2 separate regions of the Homo sapiens genome follow, and region 2 is linked to region 1. A link is a loop called in an ENCODE intact Hi-C map of the cell type or tissue named here. Cell type or tissue: OCI-LY7. All regions are shown on one strand.

Region 1 (8,000 bases):
TCTCACATTTCTGCACATCTTGGTCTCTATACAGGCAACCTTGGTCTCAGATTGTCTTTTCAAAGATGTTGTATAGCAAAGAGCCTTGGAGAATAGAGACTGTGTCTCCCAATGTAGCAATAAGTTTGTTTGCTTTTCAGTGTAATAAAGATAATTTTTCTGTCCAGTGCAATGGTGAGCAGGTTTGTTTGCCTATAGCTGATTATAAGATATTGAAGTTCCCTGAGCTCTGGGTTCCTCAGGAGTGATGTAAACACACTGTGTGCCCAGTATCTCTCTGGGTGTCTGCATGTTATTCCCATGGGACTTAGGAGGCAGAGGAAACCACAGTGGACATGAAGCTCATGCTACTTGCTGTGCTGTGAGTACTAAAGCTCTTTGTCTCTGACCCAGGAATCTCGTGTCTTCTGTGTAGCATTCACAAAACTATGGCAAGCTAAATGTTTAGCTTACAAGTTGGGTAAAGTCTCAGACCCTTCACACTACTTAATGTTCAGAAAATATCCCTGAATCCTGTGTCATTGGAGTCACCTATAAAAAGTGGACTGAGAGGAGGTTTACACAACACAGTAATCACCATTGTCCACCAACATAGTCTAAAATAGAGTCTAAGAGTGAAGATCCAAGGTTCTTAAATAATTTGCTGAAAGACTGAGATTAGTAAAATCTTTAAATTTCAAGTAGATGAGTGTGTGGATGTTGGTAATTTCCCCATTCTGATTGTATTTGTATATATTCTTGCAGGCAAGAAAGGGATATTTATCACTTTATAAAACACTCACCACAGACCTATTAAGAGAACATTTTAACTGGTTAGAACTCCAATAACACCAGAAACAACTTTAGAAAAATGTAACAATGTCTCTATAATGGGTGACAGCAGTGATAGAAAAACAATTCACATAAAAGTATTGCCAGTATGTGTGCAGGCAGTGTATTTGCATAATAAGCACTGCCTGTTACAAAGAAGGCCACTTTGTGTTTTAAGTGTTTGATAATGTCATACAAATTGACAACTCTATTAAAGGATTGTCTTCACATTGGAAACTTTTCAGTTATTTACAGTGATAAATGGGGTGAATTCCAGCATTTACTTTTCATATTGAAGTTCACTGGTGATACAGCAGCAAGGCATCAGTGTGACTACTTCAAATGAGACAGAAAATTACTATTGTGTAGTAGAAGCATCTTTAGCTAAAACTCTCAAATATAGCATGATTGCATTCCTTTGCATATCTTAGTGATATTTTTAAAGAACTAAATTTGGCAATGTAAGGCCCCTATGTCACCAGGTCTAAAATTACAGCTAAAGTGTCAGCAGTGAATATGAAAGCTAAAGTTGGGACACAACATGCAAAACAAAGCAAATTAGACTATTCAGATTATTATCTGACAAAGAACTGTATATAACTCTATCTGATTTTTGAAAAATTAATGTTTGTAAAATATTTTTTGTCAAAAGGTATATTTGAAAATTATCTTTTGCCCAGCAATGATTAAAACAAGTATTTTACTTCAGATTTAACAAGTATTAAGAAATAATGATGTTTATTTGATATTGTTAGATATAATTTGCCTATTTCTGTATCAAGTTTCTGAATTCGTTTAATTGACAGATATCCTAGATTGCAAGATATGCTATTTTTAAAACTTTTACTATTTGGAACTACTTGTCTTGATGAATCACAATCATTTCTATACTGTACAACCACACTGAAGGGGCCATAAGACTGTATCTGACGTCTGTTAAGTCCCAATCTCTAAATGATGTATTCATATTACTGTTCTCAATTAATTGCTTTATGAGTAAATGTTATGAATTTGAAGGTATAAAATACATTTATGCTAATAAAATACAAGATTTTATGTTTTGCTTATTGGAATTCTACTTACAGTTTTGTTTCTGTAAAAAGCTTCTGTGGGTAAAATATATTTTGAAAATCCCTGGACCAATTGATTTTTAAGGTTCTTTCATTTTTTGAAGACTTGACTCCTCTAATTTGAACTTGAAACAAATTTCTACATTTTCCAAAAGACTGAAATATTACCTAAATTAGACAAATATCCCAAAAATGCACGTGTGCACGCGCACACACACACACACACCTGTTCCTGTCTTGTAGTTCAGCTTTACCTTCTCTGATGCCATCCAGGTGCCATCCACCATCACTGAATCAGAGGTACCAGCTTCTTGGATCGCCCAGTTTGTGATTCCTCACTTCCCTTCCCTCAAGCTAGTTGCTGTGAGTCTAGTTCACTGCTCATCTATACTTTTGCTGAAAGATGAATGGAGAAATTTACACATAACAACAAAAATGGAAAGCAGCCCGGGTGCGGTGGCTCACACCTGTAATCCCAGCACTTTGGGAGGCCGAGGCAGGCAGATCACTTGAGGTCAGGAGTTCGAGACCAGTCTGACCAACATGGTGAGACCCCCGTCTCTACTAAAAATACAAAAATTAGCCGGGTGTGGTGGCAGGCACCTGTAATCCCAGCTACTCAGGAGGCTGAAGTATGAGAATTGCTTGAACCTGGGAGGTGGAGTTTGCAGTGAGCTGAGATGGTGCCACTACACTCCTGCCTGGGCAACAGAGTGAGACTCCATCTTGAACAAAAAAAAAAAAAAAAAAAAAAAAAGGAAAGCAGCTAATTTTGGTATTTTGTTAACCCTCACAGAAAGCTTTTAATGGAGTAAACCTTTAGAATTATTGACTGGGACAATATTTTAGTCTTTTCTGCTGCAAAATGAAAATATCTGTGAGATGAAAAGATTCTAGAGAAACCTTGTATCACACAATTGAAATACCCTGTATTCCTGATCACGGCTTTCTGCCCCCAGGGTGTGTATTAGCTATCCCTTGCTATACAACAAATTACTTTAAATATTAGTGTTTAAAGTGATACACATGTAGTATCTCACAGTTTGCATGGGTCAGAATTCCTGGTACAGCCTAGCTGAGAGCCTCTGAGTCAAGATCTCCATGAGATTACTATCCTGCTGTTGGCCATGGTTGTGGTCTCATCCGAAGGCTCCACTGAAGGAAGAGGACTTGCTTTCAAGCTCACACAGCTGATTGTTAGCAAAATTTGCTTCCATACAGCCTGTTGTGCTGGGGGCCTCAGTTCCTCACTGGCTGTTGTCTGGAGGCCTCCCTCAGCTCCTTTCCCTGCGGCCCTCTCCATGGACCAGCTCAAAACATGGCATGGTCATGGCAGCTCAGAATGACCAAGGAAAAGACCAAGCCAGGGTATCCGAGACAGATGTCAAAGATGTTTTGTACCCTAATCGTGAAAATGACATCCTATCACTTTTTTCATATTCTATGTGTGATATGGTTTGGCTCTGTGCCCCCTCCCAAATCTCATCTCGAATTGTAATCCCCACTTATCCAGGGAGGGACCTCTAATCTTCATGTGTCAAGGGAGGGAGGTGATCGGATCATGGGGGTGGTTTCCCCATGCTGTTCTCATGATAGTGAGTGAATTCTCACGAGATCTGTTAGTTTTATAAGTGTTTGGAAGTTCCTCCTTCGTTTTTCTCTCTCCTGCCACCTTGTGAAGAAGGTGCATGCTTCCTGTTTGCCCTTGGCCAAGACTGTAAGTTTCCTGATGCCTCCCCAACCATGTGGAACTGTGAGTCAATTAAATCTCTTCCCTCTACAAATTACCCAGTCTCGGGTATTTCTTTATAGCAGCATGAAATCAGACTAATACAATGTGTTAGAAGCAAGTATTGAGGCCCAACCCACACTCACAGGGAGTGGATTACACAAGGGCATTCAGCCCAGGTGGTGTGGATGTTTGGAGGTCATCTCAGAGATCAGCTACCATGAGATGTTATGAAGAAACCTCATGCCTCTCCCTCAGTCCCTGTTAGCCCAGTCAGTCCACTTCCTACCTCTCAGTAACCTAAGTAAGCCCTGAACCACACAGTAGGCCTAGATGGCTGGCATTCATCTGTTCCTGAAATGAGAAGGAAGTACAGCTCCCTTATGCTGATTCTGCCAGCATTTTGTAACCATCCAAGTCGATCAGGAAGGTGGTGGTGGCAGTGATGAAGGGTCCAGCTCTCTTGTCATCAGGCACCTGCAAGTCTTTTTTTTTTTTTTTTTTTTTTTTTTTGAGACAGAATCTCGCTCTGTCCCCCAGGCTGGAGTGAAGTGGCATGATCTCGGCTCACTGCAACCTCCGTCTCCCAGGTTCAAGCAATACTTCTGCCTCAGCCTCCCGAGTAGCTGGGACTACAGGCATGTGCCACCACGCCCAGCTAACAGGCACCTGCAAGTCTTACTGTGTGTCCCACAGGAACTGGAAATCGAGAGCCAAACTCTGCTCTGTGGAAATTGCAAGGCATGCTATGAGATGCCTAGAGCACCTCTCTGCCTCTCTAATCATACCTTGTCCCTACCTGTTAGATCGTTACCATGCCTCACTGCACATACAATGACTTTTTAAGGTTAAAAGAATTCTTTCCACAAATGAGGGTTGACATGCAGCAGGTATCCTGCAGCTAAGCCTTCGCAGCCCTAACTAGCTGCCTCGGTAGTTTCTAGAGCTTGCTAATTGGTGTGCACCCAGATTTCAGTCCTGTGCTTGCTTCAGCTGCTACTGAAAGCAGCAGCTGACAGTGACAAGATCTCTGTATGGCCCAGGTTCCTGCTTCAGCAGCAGCTGCAAGAAACACCACCTGGGCAAAGCTCTATCACCTGTCAGTTGCCATTGCTAATAAAAATAGCATCTGCATGATGGGGTTAAATAAAGGACTGGATATATGTTTGAAAAATGCATATTTACATGGAAAGACTGGTATGATAAATTAACTCATATCCTGAAATGCAGAGTAGACAAGAGGCGATGATAATCTCCATTTGGGGACAAGATGCAAGATGAAATGTCACCCCGTTAAGACTAGCAACAAAGAACAAGAAAAGGCTTCGCTTCTCCTTGATTAGCATTACCACACAGTGCAGATGTGTGGTCCTAGGCTTACTCCAAGTGAAGACCTCTCTTTCTCAAAGTTACATCAGTGTTGCAGTCATTACTAGACTTAATGAAACCTAACTGCCAGAGCTTTTGGAATTCTGTGGGAATGCTGGTGACTGTAGTGGCAGTAGCAATTTGATCCCCTAAGATTCGAGCTGCCCTGCCTCCCCTCAGAACAGATTACAGGGAGTGGAAAGACTTATGTCAAGAACTATTTTAAGGCTCTATGCATTAACTAAAGACGTGCAACTAATTTCAGCCCCAATATGTAAACTTTTATTACTTTAAACTTAAGACTAAAAATTGGGGCAAGTTAATGGGTCCTTCTTGTCCATCTTAAACACTCTTTTAAAGTCTTTAGAAATCATTCTTGACCAAGAATGAGGGAAATTCTGAAATATGGTAATTAGCTGCTTATAACACAAACAATTGGCAGCGTATCCTCTATCAAATCCTCCATATGAAGCAACAAGATTGCTAGGATTCTTCTTCAAGTAGCTCTTCAAACACACATTTTTTTTTAATTTCAATGGGTTTTTGGGGAGCAAGTGGTGTCTGGTTACATGGATAAGCTCTTTAGTGGTGATTTCTGAGATTTTTGTGCATCCATCACCCGAGCAGTGTACACTGTACCCAATTTGTAGTCTTTTATCCCTCACCCCCTTCCCACCCTTTCCCCTATGTCTTCAAAGTCGATTGTATCATTCTTATGCCTTTGTGTCCTCATAGGTTAGCTCATACGATGTTTGGTTTTCCATTCCTGAGTTACTTCACTTAGAATAATGGTCTCCACCCCCATCCAGATTGCTGCAAATGCCAATATTTCATTCTTGTTTATGTCTGAGTAGTATCCCATGGTGTGTGTGTATATATATATATATATATATATATATATATATATATATACACACACACACACACCATATTTTCTTTATTCACTCGTTGATTGATGGGCATTTGGGCGGTTCCATATTTTTGCAAACTGCAAATTGTGCTGCTATAAACATGCAAATAAATGAATGACTTTGGACTTCTCAACTCTGTCAGTGCATAGGAGTTACTGGGCTCTCCTATTCCCTTGTCATAAGCTCCAGGAGTTTATCATTCTACTTTGAATGAAATCTGGCTGACAAAGCTTAAGGAAAAAGGTTAGGAGGAAAACTCAAGAGAGGATGAAAGGGCAGAACCATGTGAAAGGGAGTGACAGCAAGCAGAAGGCAGACAGAGAGTTTGGATGAGCTGCTGAATCTGGGCTGCTCTATTTATGTCTCGTGTGATTCCTAAGCATCTCCACTTCCTATTTTCAAATTTAAAAATATTTATAACAACAAATATTTTTATTTAATACAACTGTATTTTTTTAAAGTAAATGTGACATAACCAACTTCAAATTTTCAGCATTGCCAAAACAGAGAATTAACTTTTTTTGGTATTTTTTTGTAACTGAAATAGTATTTAGGGTGCAATCTAGGATATATTTATATTTATCAAACTCTTTTATACTGAATGTCCTGTGCTCAGTATTTCTGAAGTTTGTCTTTCATGCAGATCTTTATTATTTATTTTTTGTTTTGGTTTGTTTTTGTTTTTTATTTTTATTTTTTTGAGACTGATTCTGCACTCTCACCCAGGCTGGAGTGCAGTGGCAGGATCTCAGCTCACTGCAACCTCTGTCTCCTGGGTTCAAGTGATTCTTGTGCCTCAGCCTCCTGTGCAGATGGGATTACAGGCACCTGCCACCATGCCCTGCTAATTTTTGTATTTTTAGTAGAGACAGGGTTTCATCATGTTGGCCAGGCTGGTCTTGAACTCCTGACCTCAAGTGATCTGCTGGCCTCAGCCTCCCAAAGTGCTGGGATTAGAGGCATAAGCCACTGCGTCTGGCCTTTCATGGAAATCTTTATGCCAGAGATCAATGGATAAATAGTTTATTCTTCATGGACCTTTGCTCTGTAAGCTGCTGAGGTCAAATTAATCTGTTGTGTAGTGTAAGAGGAGGCACAGACGAGCAGGTGCACACAACTGACTCATGATAGGGTGAGTCTTGGGAAGCTCTAACCAAGCTTCCCCATCCCTTTCCACATTTCCCTGTAGCCTCATTCTGCATGCAGGGCACTCCACATCATGGTCCCTGGAAGGGTGGCACAGCAGGATACCGAGCACAGTACTGAAATCTGAGGCAATTCTGGACAAACCCACTAGATTTGGAAGTTTCTTTGGTGGCTTCCTGTTCCAGCAAATAGAAGGGAACAAGAAGATAGTGAGAAACTCTGCCATGCTTCTCCTAAGCATGCCCCAGTGGGAAGAAGAGAATCCCACAGAGGTGTAAGGATTCGAGGGGTCCTGAGATTTGAGGGGTCCTGAGATTTAAGGGGTCCTGAGCAACTTTTCTTAGGTGGAGCTCCAGAAAGCAGCAAAACCCTTTCATCTGTGGCCAATCAGCTGGAGCTTCTCATTGCTTCTAGATCCTCCCTATAGCCCAAAGGAGTGCAGGAGCAGTCCGTTAGCTCACCTAGTGGAGGATGACTGCATGGATACTGGTAAAGGATGGCCTGACCCTGCAAGATGTGAAGCTCCACAGTGACCTGGATCCACAGGAAGATGGACACCCCCGCAGTGCCAGCTTTGATGGATGTCACCACCCTGAGGGCCCTGTGTGCCTTCCCCTGACCTGCACATGCCGATCAACCTCAGGAAAAGTGTGTGTGTGCGCGTGTGCACGCGCGCGCGTGTGTGTGTGTTGCTAAGGGCACATTAAAGTCATGGTGGTTAAGTGTCTGTCACCTGGGGGACTGTACCCTCCAAAGAGAATTAAGTTCAGTTAAAGACTAATTAAGGCTCCCCTGAGTTTTGGATTTTTATCTGCTCTTCCTGCAGACTCTTATGTGAAGCGATACCAACAACTTCCCCAACTCCATAAAATTATACAAAACGAATTCAAAAATAACATTGTCACATTTTTTCAGAGAATGTGTATTGTGTAACATGAAATTATGCTTTATTTTTTAACAGCTCTG
Region 2 (8,000 bases), 110 kb before region 1:
TGCAAACCCCAGTGCAGCTTCCCACCCAAACAGAACCAAATCCAAAGCTGCACCAAAGCCTAAAAGACCTTGACCCTGGGCAGTTTTTCCAAACTCTGATTCTCACCTTGGGGTCTTCGCATTGGAATGCTCTTCCCCAGCTCTCTGCAGGACTCTTTGTTCTGTTACTTTGTTCAAGCCGCCATTCAAATGTCCCCTCCCTTGCTCTCCCTGCCTCTCTCATATTCCTTCTCTGATTCCATCCAATTCTCTGCCAAGCCAAACCTGCCCCACCTCATATAAAATAGCTGCCGCACCACTCTCCATTCCTTTCTTCTGTTTTCTCTTTTTCCATGGCCCTTACCATTACTTCACACACATTTTAATTTATTTATCGTTTATTTTCTCTGACTGCACTTAACTCCTTGAAGACAAGGACTTTGTCCCTTTGTAAGCCAAGACTTAGATGGGTGCCTAGCATGCATATATATACTCAGCAAACATGTGAAAGAGAGAGTGGATGAAAGGCCTACGGTCGGCCTCCATCAGTAGGTGTTGATGGTCTCCATCACCACAGTAGACACACAGATACAAGATGCCTACAAACTATTCCATCCTACACTGAGGCCCTACCTTGCATGTGGATTCAAATTTAAGGTGCTTCATTTAAAACAATCCCACTTCTTGATATATTCATTGTTATTCTACATAATAAGGGGTCTTTTATTCATATGGGAGCCATAAAATAATTCCATTAAAAAATTTAAATTTTATATTATTCAGCTACTTTGGTAAAAGGGTGAAAGTACAGGGAGTATACATAAATATTCATGAAATACAGATCAGTAATAAAGAGTGAATCTTCCAATTCTTTTTAGCAAATGATTAGTGCAGCCACAGATAATGAAAGATAAAGTTTAGGAAAGCTCATTAAATGACTGAGAAGGCAATTGTCTAAGACTAGTTACCTGGCCAAAAAAAAAAAAACATTTTAATAAAATTCCAGCATTTAAAAATTTGCATTTATCTTTATCAACTCCAAAATTTAATTTTAAAATATGCTGCTGAACATTGAAACAAAACAAAATGCATATAGCCCTTTCGGCACAGCTGTGAGAACACAAGATTTTCTTGTGACTTGAAAATGCTAAGGTTTATAAATAGTGGTTATCTATTGCTGGTACAAAAAAAAAAAGGACTGTTCTAGTTAAACAGAAAGTCTGGCTTAACAGTGAATTCTCATGTAGGAATTATTGATTTTCATAGATCAAAATAGGATTAAATATACTTGTAAAGAAACTGTTGGAAACAGCACATATAATCGTACAGGACTGGTGTTGAATATATAAGAACTCCTACAATTCAACAACAAAAAGACCAATAACTCAATTAGGCAGCAGGCAAAATACACAGTCATTGCAAGGACAGGTAGCACAAATGGTGAATAAACATAAAAATAACTCAAGTTCATTCATAATCTGAGACCACAATACGATCCCATTTTATAGTAGATGGGTAAAAATGAAAAAGGTTGATAATGTGTTAGGAAGGTTGAAAATCAATGGGAATACACATCATGTGCTGGACAAAGTAAAACAGAATCACTACTTTGGAACCAATGTGGGCTTATCTTGTAATGCAGAATACTGACATACGTACAAGGCAGCAGCTCCACTTCTACTTATATGCAGTACAGAAACTCTTGCACTGTGCCTCAGGGACATGCACAGTGCTCAGGGCAGTACTGCTTATGACAGTTAAAGAAGAGAAAATAACCCTGATGGAGGGAAGATACATAGGTGGTATAGTCACATGATTCACTATCATACCAAGAAAGTGAAAACCAAGAAATCACCACTCCCCACACAATCACACAGATGACTTGGAGAAACAATATGCAATTGGGGAGGCGTTGGGGAAGTCAAAGGACTGCATACTACATAGATCCATTTTCATAAAGCCCTAAAACAAGCAAAATTAAACAATGTAGTTTAGACTTACATATGTGGTAAAACTAACGTTAAAAATCAAGGAGCTTGACGTCATTAAGATGGCCTACTAGAGACACACCCAGCAATCACCTCATCCACAAAGAACTAAAACAATAGATAACCACACAGCAAGTAAAATGTCCAAGGGAGAACACTGGAATTCAGCAAAGAAGCAACAAGACCCTCCGAGGGACAGAAGCTCAGGATGGCAGCACAGAGGAAAGAAAAGCAGCCAGCCAGGACTGACTCAGAGCCAAGGGGGACTCCCTGTTATAGGAAAAAGTAAGCTAAAGGTCCACAGCAGACCACATTCACACCACAGATGCCTACAATCTTAGCCAGAGCCATCATAGGCCTTGAGCCCCATAAAGGGAGGTACCTGGCATCCATGCAGTTGTTTTACTCTAGAAAGACCATTCATGCTGGGTAGCCCCTACTCCCTGAGTCCCAGGCTGCTGCAGCAAGGCACCATTTGGAGACTGGATTCACACTAGAGTGCATCCTCCTAGGGGCCCCAGCATCTCCACATCCCTGGGGTCCTGTCAACATCTCACCGTATCCACCCAAAGAGCTGCAGTGTTTTGATACCAGCTGGACCCAGCAGTGCAGCTCTAATCCCAACACCTGAACCCAAGCAGCATCCTACACCCTGTAGAACAGGTGGTCCAGCACAGAAGGAAGGCTTCCCCTAGAACAAAGGGAGCCAATGCACAGTCTCCCCAGAGCCTGAAAGCTGACTGCATGGGGCCTGCTACTACCTCCACCAACAACTTTGCTCCCTCCAGCAGTAAGCTGCCACATACGCAGCCTGGAGGCCTGAAAACCAGCCCACCCACTGTCCTTGTTTTCAGTAAAGCCACACCACGCCTCCAAAACCAACTTCAGCTTAAGCCACTGAGGCACTTGCAGACACCACTGACAGTGATTACAGTCCAAGAAATCATACGAAGACTACACTTTTACGCTCACCCAGAATCAAACCCAAAGCATCCTACCCAAATGATACTATAGCATACATCTACAAAAAACTCTGTTCCCTATGAAAGATACTCCATGAAACTGAAAAAAAGAAACTATTTCGCTAACAGTGCAGATATCAACGTACAGATACAAGAAACACGAAAAAGCAAGGAAACAATAAAACCTCCAAAGAAACACAGTAATTCTCTAATAACAGAACAAAGAAAAGGAAATCCATAAAATGCCTAAAAAAGAATCTAAAATAATGATCTTAAGGAAACTCAGTGAGATACATGGGAACATGGAAAATTCAACGAAATCAGAAAAACAATTCATGAGAATTCATGGAGAAATTCAACAGAGATATTTATCACAAAAAGTCTTGGAACTGAATAATTAAATGAATTAAATAAAAAAATTGAGAGCCTCAAAAAGAGACTAGATCAAGCAGAAGAAAGAATTTCTGAACATAGAGACAGGTCTTTTGAAATATCCTAGTCAAACCAGAATTCAGAAAAAAAGAATAAAAAAGAATGAAGAAAGCCTACCTGACATGTGGGATCCTATTAAGCAAACATATATTCATATTTTGGGATTTCTAAATGGAGGAGAGATGGAGAAAAGCATAGAAACCCTCTTTAATAAAGTAATAGCAGGAAACTTCCCTTTGTGGGAGAAAGAATCCAGATCCAGGAAACTCTAAGATCCTTAAATATATTCAACCTAAGAAAGTCCTCTCCAAGGCACATTGCAGTTCAACTGTCAAAAGTAAGACAAAGTGAGAAGTCTGAAAACAGCAGGAGAAAAACATCAAGTAAAATAAAACAGAATCCTCATCAAAATAACAGCAGATTTCTCAGCAGAAACCTTACAGGCCAGGAGAGTTCACTATGATATATTCAAAATGCTGACCAAAAAAAAAATATATATATATATACACGTATATATATATATATATGTGTATATATATGTATATATATATAAAACCAGCCAAGAATACTATACCCAGCAAAGCTATCCTTCAAAAAGGAAGAAGAAATAAAAGTCTTTCCCAGACAAGCAAAAATTGGAGGAATTCATCACCAGTAGACTGGCCCTATGAGGAATGCTTAAGGAAACCCTACATTTGGAAGCAAAAGAATGATATCTGCCATCATGGAAACACACAAAAGTATAAAACTCACTGGTAGTGCGAAAACATAAATGAGGAAGTGAAAGGAATCAAATATTACCACTGAAGAAAACCAGCAAACCACAAAGAAAAACAATGAGAGGAAGAAAGAAACAAAGGATATACAAAGCAACCAGAAAATACTTAACATAGTTACAAGAGTTTGCCTTCATCTCTCAATAACAACCTTGAATGTAGGGCTAGGCATAGTGGATCATGCTTGTAATCCCAGTACTTTTGGAGGCTGGGATGGGAGGATTGCTTGAGCCCAGGAGTTCAAGACCAGCCTGGGCAATACAATGAGACCCCATCTCTACAAAAATAAAAATAAAATTTAGCCAGACATGGTAGCACACATCTACCTGTAGGCCCAGCTACCCGGGAGGCTGAAGCAGGGGGGCAGTCACTTAAACCCAACAGTTCAAGGCTACAGGGAGCTATGATCATGCCACTGCACTCTAGCTTCAGTAAGAGAACGAGACCTTGTCTCTAAAAAAATAAAAAAATTAAAATTGAAAAAAAAACCCTTTAATGTAAATGAATTAAATTTCCCAATTAAAAGATATAGACTGGACAGATGGATTAAAAAACACCACCTAACTATATGCTGCTTACAAAAAACATTACCTATAAAGACACACAGAGACTGGAAGGGAAAGGATGAAAAAAAAATCTTCCACAGAAATGAAAACCAAAAGTAAGCAAGAGTAGCTATACTTATACCAGACAAAATATAATTTAGATAAAATAGACTTTAAGTCAAAAAACATAAAGTGGCAAAGAAAGTCATTACGTAATGATAAAGGAGTGAATTCAAAAAGACATAACAATTGTAAATATATATGTACCCAAGAACAGGGCACCCACATATATAAGCAAATATTATTAGAGCTAAAGAGAGAGATAGACCCCAATAGAACAACAGTTGGGGGCTTCAACACCCCACTACAAACACTGGACAGATCATCCAGGCAGAAAATCAACAAAGAAGCATCAGACTTAAACTGCACTATGTATCAAACTCACCTAACAGACATTTACAGAAAATTTCATCTAACAGCTACAGAATATACACCCTTTCATCAGCACATGGGACATTCTCTAGGATTTACAGTATGTTTGGTCATAAACGAAGTCATAAGAAATTTTTATAAATCAAAGTCAGGTATTATCTCAGAACACAATAGAATAAAACTAAAAATCAATAACAACTTTGGAAATTGTATAAATATATGCAAATTAAACAAGTTGCTCTTGAATGAACAATGAGTCAATGAAGAAATTAAGAAGGAAATAAAAAATCTGAAACAACATAAAAATGGAAACACAGTATACCAAAAACTGTGGGATACATCAAAAGCAGTGCTAAGAGGGATGTTTATAGCAATAAATGCCCACATCAAAAAAGTAGAAAGATCAAGATGCTAGAAAAGTGAGAACAAACCAAACCCAAAATTAGTAGAAAGAAATAATAAAGACCAGAGAACTGAACAAAAGAGGCCAAAAAAATGCAAAAAATCAATTAAATAAAAAGTTGTTTATTTAAAAATATGAAAATTGCCAATTATCTAGACTATGAAAAACAGAAAAGCCAAATAAATAATATCAGAATATCAAATAAATAATATCAGAAGACATTTTACAAGTTACCACAGAAATATAAAAGATCATTAGAGACTAATATGAACAATGATACACCAATAACTTAGAAAACCCAAGGAAAACAAGTAAATTCTTAGACACACATAACTTGCTGACAATGAAGCAGAAAGAAATAGAAAACCTGGCTGGGTGCAGTGGCTCACACCTGTAATCCCAGCACTTTGGGAAGTGGGTGGATCACCTGAGGCCCGGAGTTCGAGATCAGCCTGGCCAACAAGGTGAAAGCTCATCTCTAGTAAAAGTACAAAAGAATTAGCCAGGCATGGTGCTGCATGCCTGGAATCCCAGCTACTCGGGAGATTGAGGCAGGAAAATCGTTTGAATCCGGGAGATGGAAGTTGCAGTGAGCAGAGATCACGCCACTACACTCCAGCCTGGGCAACAACAGTGAGACTTTGTCTCAAAAAAAAGAAAAGAAGAAAAAGAAAAGAAAAAAGAGGGGAGGGGAGGGGAGACCTGAACAAACTAATAATGAGCAACAAGACTGAATCCATTTAAAAAAAAAAAAAAAAAGTCTCCCAACAAAGAAAAGACCAGGACTGGATGGCCTTAGTGCTGAATTTTTCCAAACTTATAAAGACAAACTAACACCAATTCTTTTCAAACTATTCCAAAAAACAAAACAAAACGAAACAAAAACGAAACGAAACAAAATAAAAAAAAAAAAGAGAAGAGAATTCTTCCTAACTCACTCTAAGAGGCCAGTATTATCCTGACACCTGAAACAGACAAGGACACAACAACAACAAAAACTACAGGCCAATGTGCCTGATGAACATAGATGCAAAAATCCTCAAAAAAAAAAAAAATACTGGCAAAGTAAATCCAACAGCATATCAAAAAGACAATACACCATGATCAAGTGGGACACATTCCAGAAATGCAAGGATGTGGTCAACAAATGCAAATCAATAAATGTGATACATCACATCAACAAAATGAAGAACAAAAACCATATGATCATCTCGATAAATGTAGAAAACCATTTTGATAAAATTCAGTATTCCTTCATAACAACTCTGAACAAATTAGGTAATACGAGCCTTAACGACAGATGCACAGCTAACATCATACTGAATAGGCAAAAGCTGAAAACTTTTCCTCTAACAACTGGAAAAATATAAGAATGCCTATTCCTTCACGACTCTTATTCAATGTATTGTTTATAATCCTAGCCAAAGCAATTATGCAAGAAAAAGAAAAAGCAGTCATACTGGAAAAGAAAACGGAAAATTCCAGCAAAATACTGTAGAATTGGTAAACAGATCCGGTGAAATTGCAGGATACTAAAATCAACATACAAAAATCAGTAGTGTTTCTTCTATATACCAATAACAAACTAGCTGAAAATGAAATAAAGAAACCAATCTCGTTTATAATAGCTAAAAATAAAAGAAAAAAAGCCAAATACCTAAGAACAAATTTAACCAAGAAAGTGAAAGATGTCTACATTAAAAACTACAAAATACCGATAAAAGAAATTGAAGAGGACATAAACAAATGAAAAGATATCCCATGTTAATGACCATTACATCCAAAGCAATCTACATTTTCAATGTGATCCCTATCAATATATCAGTGACTTTTTCACAGAAATAGAAAAAGAAATCCTAAAATTTGTATGCAACCACAAAAGACCTCAAATAGCCAAAGAAATACTGAGCAAAAAGAACAAAGTTTGAGGCATCACACCACATGACTTCAAAATATACTACAAGCTATAGTAATCAAAACAGCATCGTATTGGCATAAAAACAGACACATCGACAAAGGGAACAGAATAGAGAACCCAGAAATAAATCCATGTATTCACAGCCAAATAATTTTCAACAAAGGTGTCAAGAACATAGATTAGGGAAAAGGAGAGCCTCTTCAATAAATGGTGGTAGGAAAACCGGATATCCATATGCAGAAGAATAAAACTAGGTCCCTATCTTTCACTACATACAAAAATTTACTCAAAATTGATTAAAGACTTAAATGTAAGCCCCCAAACTATAAACCTACTAGAAGAAAATATAGGGGAAATACATTAGGACATTGGTCTGGGCAAAGATTTTACAGCATAGAATGATATTATCAAAAAGACAAAAAAAAAAAAAAGATATCATGCTTATTTGGTAGCTTTGTAGCGTATTTTCCAGTCAAGCACCATGTGCCTCCAGCTTTGTTCTTTTTGCTCAATATTGCTTTGGCTATTCAGGGTTCTTTTGCGGTTTCCTACAAATCTTAGGACT

What was found. A loop is a pair of places that touch in the nucleus more often than their neighbours do. Peaks named below come from ENCODE experiments on the same cell type or tissue, not always from the same donor. Only the 100,000 strongest peaks of a DNase experiment are listed, where the experiment ranks them.
Region 2: a loop joins it to region 1, with 3 times the contacts of the local background. A loop is called at or near these places in 1 of 110 quality-filtered maps.

Annotation. Positions count from the first base shown.
Region 1 is chr2:105,722,633-105,730,632 of GRCh38, reverse strand. No RefSeq gene overlaps it. Among named protein-coding and RNA genes, the nearest start is that of NCK2, 18 kb to the left of the region's middle. In OCI-LY7, no CTCF peak of the experiment used is centred here; DNase peaks (open chromatin) are centred at 394, 3,987, 4,622 and 4,942; H3K4me3 peaks cover 1,744 bases; H3K27ac peaks cover 2,522 bases.
Region 2 is chr2:105,831,277-105,839,276 of GRCh38, reverse strand. The region is part of intron 2 of NCK2 (NCK adaptor protein 2); the gene reads right to left. Among named protein-coding and RNA genes, the nearest start is that of NCK2, 90 kb to the right of the region's middle. RefSeq lists an enhancer at 4,060-4,109. In OCI-LY7, no CTCF peak of the experiment used is centred here; DNase peaks (open chromatin) are centred at 2,586 and 4,176; H3K4me3 peaks cover 363 bases; H3K27ac peaks cover 1,967 bases.